Linked DNA regions of Homo sapiens: region 1 is linked to region 2. A link is a loop called in an ENCODE intact Hi-C map of the cell type or tissue named here. Cell type or tissue: left ventricle myocardium inferior. All regions are shown on one strand. Links, peaks and the distances in the headings refer to the core of each region. The heading gives the core; the rest is flanking DNA. Region 1 overlaps ARHGAP29 (Rho GTPase activating protein 29). Region 2 overlaps ABCA4 (ATP binding cassette subfamily A member 4).

What was found. A loop is a pair of places that touch in the nucleus more often than their neighbours do. Peaks named below come from ENCODE experiments on the same cell type or tissue, not always from the same donor. Only the 100,000 strongest peaks of a DNase experiment are listed, where the experiment ranks them.
Region 1: it touches region 2 in a loop (3.0-fold over the local background); 3 of 110 quality-filtered maps call a loop at or near these places.

The regions. Positions count from the first base shown.
Region 1 is chr1:94,213,360-94,216,274 of GRCh38, forward strand. All of the region lies in intron 3 of ARHGAP29 (Rho GTPase activating protein 29), which reads right to left. Among named protein-coding and RNA genes, the nearest start is that of ARHGAP29, 23 kb to the right of the region's middle. In left ventricle myocardium inferior, for the core only: no CTCF peak of the experiment used is centred there; no DNase peak of the experiment used is centred there; H3K27ac peaks cover 902 bases.
Region 2 is chr1:94,059,898-94,062,812 of GRCh38, forward strand. It overlaps ABCA4 (ATP binding cassette subfamily A member 4), which reads right to left. Exons shown (of 50, transcript NM_000350.3): 13 at 2,680-2,856; 14 at 640-862. Among named protein-coding and RNA genes, the nearest start is that of ABCA4, 60 kb to the right of the region's middle. In left ventricle myocardium inferior, for the core only: CTCF peaks have their summits at 1,706 (motif pointing right) and 1,911; a DNase peak (open chromatin) is centred at 1,754; H3K27ac peaks cover 2,500 bases.

The sequences.
Region 1 (2,915 bases), core at 313-2,812, 150 kb after region 2:
TTTTAGTAGAGACGGGGTTTCACCGTGTTAGCAAGGATGGTCTTGATCTCCTGACCTCGTGATCTGCCCGCCTCGGCCTGCCAAAGTGCTGGGATTACAGGCGTGAGCCACCGCACCCGGCCTGGAAAACTTTTTCTATAAAGGACCAGGTAGTAAATATTTTACACTTTTCAGGCCAGTCAGTTCTGTTGAAAGGGGCCATAGATGATACATAAATGGATAAGACTGTGTTCCAATAAACCTTTATTTACAAAAACAGGCAGCTGGCCAGATTTGGCCCACCAGCCTGTGTGCCAACGCCTGGTAAAGTGGATGGGTTCCGAAGTCAGTCTGCCTAAGTTAAATCCTAACTCTCTCTCTTACAATGTTACATAACTTCACCCCTCTGTAACTCAGTTTCCTCATTTATAAACTGGGGATAATTACGTACTTTGAGAACTGTTGTGAAGATTAAATGAACTTAGAACAGAGCCTGTTACATAGAAGATGTTCAAAAATGTTAGCTATTATTATCATATAACACAAAACACTGTCAACAATAACCTATCAGTCAAAATTAGATGTCTTTTTTCTTCTAAGTCTTCAAGCTACTAAACCTTTTTGCAAGTTTCAACAACACTACCACTTAATATGTATGTTGGACAAGCTTCTCTCTATGCCTCAGTTTCCATATCTGCAAAATGAGAGGTGATATAACAGTAATATATACTGATAAAAGGCTTTAGAGTTTCAGCCCTGAGTTCAAATCTGGTCTCTACTACTTTGTGTGTTAGTCTGGACACATTACCTAACTTCAATTTCCTCATAAGCAAAACAGCATATTATTGAGAGGAATGACTGAGAAAACAAATGTGAAGCACCCAGAGTACAGTGCTTGAATTCAGTAAACACAAGCTCTGTTCCTCTGTTCAATATCTATCTGTACACAATCTGTAGTTCATAGAGCTTTCTCCACTTAGCCTCTATAGCTCTCATCTTGGCTTTCTTTATATACACTATCCCTACAGAATCTCACCCACTTCCATACCTTTGAGGGAACAAATTCCTAAACTACCTGTCTAGTTTTAACCTCCAAGCTCCAGATTCGCATTTCTAATAGGCTGATATATTTCTTCTCCTACTTTCCACCTGCTATTTTCCATACAATCCTTAGCTCATTAGCTTCACTTTCAAAAATGCCTCTAAAATATTTTTTCTTCCTTTCCATCCCCATTGCCATTGATTTAATTCAAAAGCCCACGTTTTACCTCTAGTCTGAACTATTTAACAACCTAACTGGTGTCTCTGTCTCCACTCCATCCCCTCTATTAATAGTCCTTCAAAAGCTCATTAAAATGTTGCTTAAGGTTTAAATAATTGTCTCCCTTGGGTTCCCTATTAAATCCCAATACCAAGTCCTAAGACACGTTTAGTATCTCTTCAAGAAATCACCTGAATAGCTTTCATTCATACAACCTATTAGAGCAGCAACTTTCAAATGTTTTTGACCACAACCTTGGGAAAAAATACATATTGCATCATGACTGAGTATTCTATACACACATAATCAGCTATATAACACCTATAAAATTTCTGACACATACTTAAGTTTTATGTAATGAGTGTTGCTTCTGATTTTTCTTTTCTATTCTCTTTCATTTTTTAAAAATGCTGGTCACAATCCACTAACTTGATGTCATGAGTCAGAGCCCATAGTTCAAAAACCATTCAATTAAAAGATGCAATGGAAGAAAAGCATGAAAAGGAAAAAAAAAAAAAAAGAAAATAATAAAATACATAGGGAAAAAAACCAAAAAAGCTACAAGACCTACCTAATGAAAACTTTCAGTTGCTTCTGAGGAACATAAAAGACAACTTCAAGAAACAAAGTACATATTATATTCTTGGATAGAAATACTAAATATGTATATTTTCCTTAATTTAATCTATAAATTTAACTCAAATCATCAAAAAACAAAACAAAACAAAAAAAAAACCAGTAGATATTTTTTAGAACCAAACAGCCAATTCAAAAATCTTCATGGAAAAAATAAAATTCTGAACAAGCTATCCCTACCAGATACTAAAATGTCATAAAAACTATAATAAAAACAGTGTGGCCTGGGCATACAACTAAACAAATCAGTGGAACAGAATTAAGGTCCATAAATAGATATATGTGAGAATGTAGTGTATTTATGATAAAGGTGACATCTCAAATTAGTGGCGAAAATATGAATTACCTGATAAATTTACTAGACACTTAGATACTTTACAATGTTTCTGAAGACTTAAATTCAACAAATGAAACCATGAAACATCAGAAGAAAAAACATTCAAGAATTCTATTATAATCTCAGAGCAGAGAAGCCTTTCCTAATACTCAAAACCCAGAAACCATAAAAGACTGAAAAATGTTAATGCAAAAATAAAAGACAAAAAATGAAGTAAAAAAAATTTTTCAACATTAATCAAAGACTAAAGGCTAATTTTACTTATACAGAGTTTCTACAAATCAATACTAAAAGGAGACCTACCAGCAAAAGAAAAGCAGATAAAAGGTCAATTAACATAAAAGGATGTAAAAACGTTATTGAAACAAAAGATATTCAACTGTACTCAAAATGAGTGAAATGCAAATCAAACCTAGGCTGATACCACTTTTCACTATCATACTGGATAACAGAGCTTTGTAACCAGTTCTGTTGGCAAAGGTGCAGGAAATCAGCCTCTTCAGCACTGCTATCAGAAGGGCAGAACCTATACTGAAGGCATCTGGTAATATCAAAAAATATAAACACACATGCTTGCTGATTCAGCAATTATTCATCTAGGAATTTGCATGACTATTTATTGAAGCACTGTTTGTAATAGGAAAAAAACTGGAAATGATCCAAACATCTATTAGTAGTTAACTGATTAAATAAATTATAGTA
Region 2 (2,915 bases), core at 416-2,915:
CAAGTTTGCAGAGGACAGACCAATAGATGCTGCCTGTGGCTATAAAAACTCCTTATCACTGAGGAAGGATGGACTCCAAATTCCATCCTTTAAAAGAGAGAGAGGTGTTGGAGCTTTTTCAGGCAGCAGAATGTTTTTTGGTGAAGCCATGTAGGAGGTGACCATGATGATGATAAGTAAATAATCCAGATCTCCTCCCCTACTGCTACTGAAAAGGCAAAAGGCTTTCCCCATTTCAACTCTAGCCAGTAGTTAAAATTGTAAGCCCAGGAAAACACTCCCTGAACTGATTTTTTCTGTGTTTGGAAAGAGAAGACCACTTTAATTACACTATCACCCTGTGCAGGGCTCTGCTAATAGCAGCTTCTCCAGATGGTCACGGAATGGGACTGGGAAGTCTGTGTGGACCATGGACCCCTGGGCAGGAAGTGGGAGATGGGAGGATGCTGTGATACAGTGGCTCCTTCAGGAGATTTCGTCTCTTTGAGTGTCTCCCACGTTGGCTAAAAGGAAGGGCTGGGAAGCTAGATGTCACGCTCTCCTTGGTGGCCACATGACTAATCCAGGCACATGAACAGGAGGAAAGGGGAAAGGAACCAAAGTATTCAAGATTTTCTGGGCCTTCTCCATTTGGCTTACCATGATGAATATCGTCAGGAGGAAGATGCTCATCGACATGATGGAGAAGCTGTCCAGGAACCAGGTACACCAAATCACTGCATTGGAGACACCCTGATTTTTCAAGGTCTCCTTCAGTCGCAACTCCTTCTCCAAGACGATGCTCTTCACAGTCATGGAGACAGAGTAGATCCATGCCAGCACCATGAAGATAGGGAAACAGCGGTTCAGGATGATCATGAAACTAAAGCAAAAGGAGAGAAGCAGAATAGTAGAGTGCTCTGTACCTGGTAGAGGCAGAATAAATGTTTGTTGAATGAATGTGTTGAGAACAAAGCCCAGATGGAGGGAAAGGAAAACAGGAAAACCTCCCCTGGACATTTAATGGGCTGGAATCTTTTAACACATTCCATGTTAGCCCTGAAGCATTATTTTTTGTTTATAGCAGAGTGCTGGCTTTCTGGTTAGCCCGGGTGAATGCTCTGCAAGTAAAATGTGTCAATAAAATTATATCCTCTATGTCAAAGATCTTCCCTGTAAGGCCTTGCAAGGAAAAAACTGCAGACTTGATGATGTGGATGGGATCTGAGTAGACAGCTACATGCTGACACTGAAACCCAAGAGGGTGGAGGACTGACAAGGGCAAGTGGTGGTGGTAAGAGCAATAACTTGGCTCCCCAAGGGGTCAGCCGCCCCAGCACAGTCTGCCCTGGAAGGTCAAACCCTAGTTACACAAAAAGACACACAAAATAACTAATCAGTTTGGCACTTTCAGAAGGCGAATGATCCATCAATACATCAGTTATCCAACAGCCACTGGACCCACCACCAGCCATGCACAGGTGGAGGAGACCCTGGTATATCCACCTGGCAAACAGGATAGATTTGATACACTGGAACGACTTTCTTGTGAACTTTACACGTTTTCCCTGTGTTTCATGTGCTAGTAAAGCCCTTGGGATTATTATCTATTGAAAACTGTTGTGTGTTGTCACTGAAAGGGCCCAATTCCAGCATGGGAGGGTTTCACTCAAGGTGGCCCTAGGGAGAGAAGCATATGTTCGTAAAGCATGCACTTCTGGGACTAGCCACCAGAGGACTCTCCCATACCAAATGACCCAGCTCCCTATTGCCTCCCCACACCCACCTCACTTCCCCACCAGCCACTCCCGTCCTGATCCTAAAGTGGACCTGGGCTTTCGCCCCTGGCTCCATTTCCCAGCTCTGCCTATTGTCCGAACCCAAACTAACTGCAGACTGGCCACTGTTATCTCAAGTTTTCTGTAGAGCTGAGGCTGGAAAACCCATTGGACAGTTATTAAAAGAGGGTTTCCTGTGTCCACACTGAGTTTTAGGTGAACTCAATTGTAGATCTCTGCTGCTGTTTTGGTAGTGTGTCTGACCCCATCTATAATGACAAATGAGCCTCCCAACCCTCCACCCCGGCCCTTTCTCTACCACCCCCCAAATCCATATTCAGTCAAACAGTAGGCTGCTTGCTTGGCTTATTCCTGGTCAACAGATATACAGGCCTGGGATGGGAGTGTCCAGGGAGGCAGGTCCTGAGCTCATCCAACACATTCCTCTGCCTTGTCATTGAGCATACATCATGGAAATGTTAGTTAGGGAAGGGGCTGCATTATTCCAGGGCTCCCAGGAACCAGACCTACTGGCCATACAGAGTCCAAAATGAATGCTGATGTGGCAATCATTGGGCAAACATTCTGACCAGAACCCTTCCACATACCAAACATACTACATAGTGGGGAATTTGTCCCCTCCCCCAGCCTCACTTTCCTTGCTTTAATTTTCCCCTTCCCTTTTCCAGCTACAACATCAACTCTTTTCCCTTTCCCACCACTGCACTGACTCATCTGTGCCTGCCTGGAGCTTGGGAGAAGCAGGTTCCTCAGTCAGAGCTCCATGCTCTCCAATTTGGCTCTGGTCCCTGGGGCTCTCTCTAAAGACATGGAAGCCTTGAGGGCACCCCCAGCCCACCCCAGCCCACTCCAGCACCCCCATTAGCGTGTCATGGAGGAGGATCGCGAACTTCAGACTCACGAATCGTCCACGAAGCAGGGGTAGGGCATCTGCTGGAGGTAGATTCCAACTGGAGCCTCCGCCTGCACCTGGCTCCTTGTGATCCCCTGTTCAACCATGTCCTGCAGATAGGCAAACCCGCCCCAGATGTACCGGAAATCTTCCACGGGATCAGCTCTGGGACCAGAATCCCAATACCTGAGAAGACACAGAGGGACAAAGGATGGGAACGGGCTTGGATAGCTCACTCACACCTC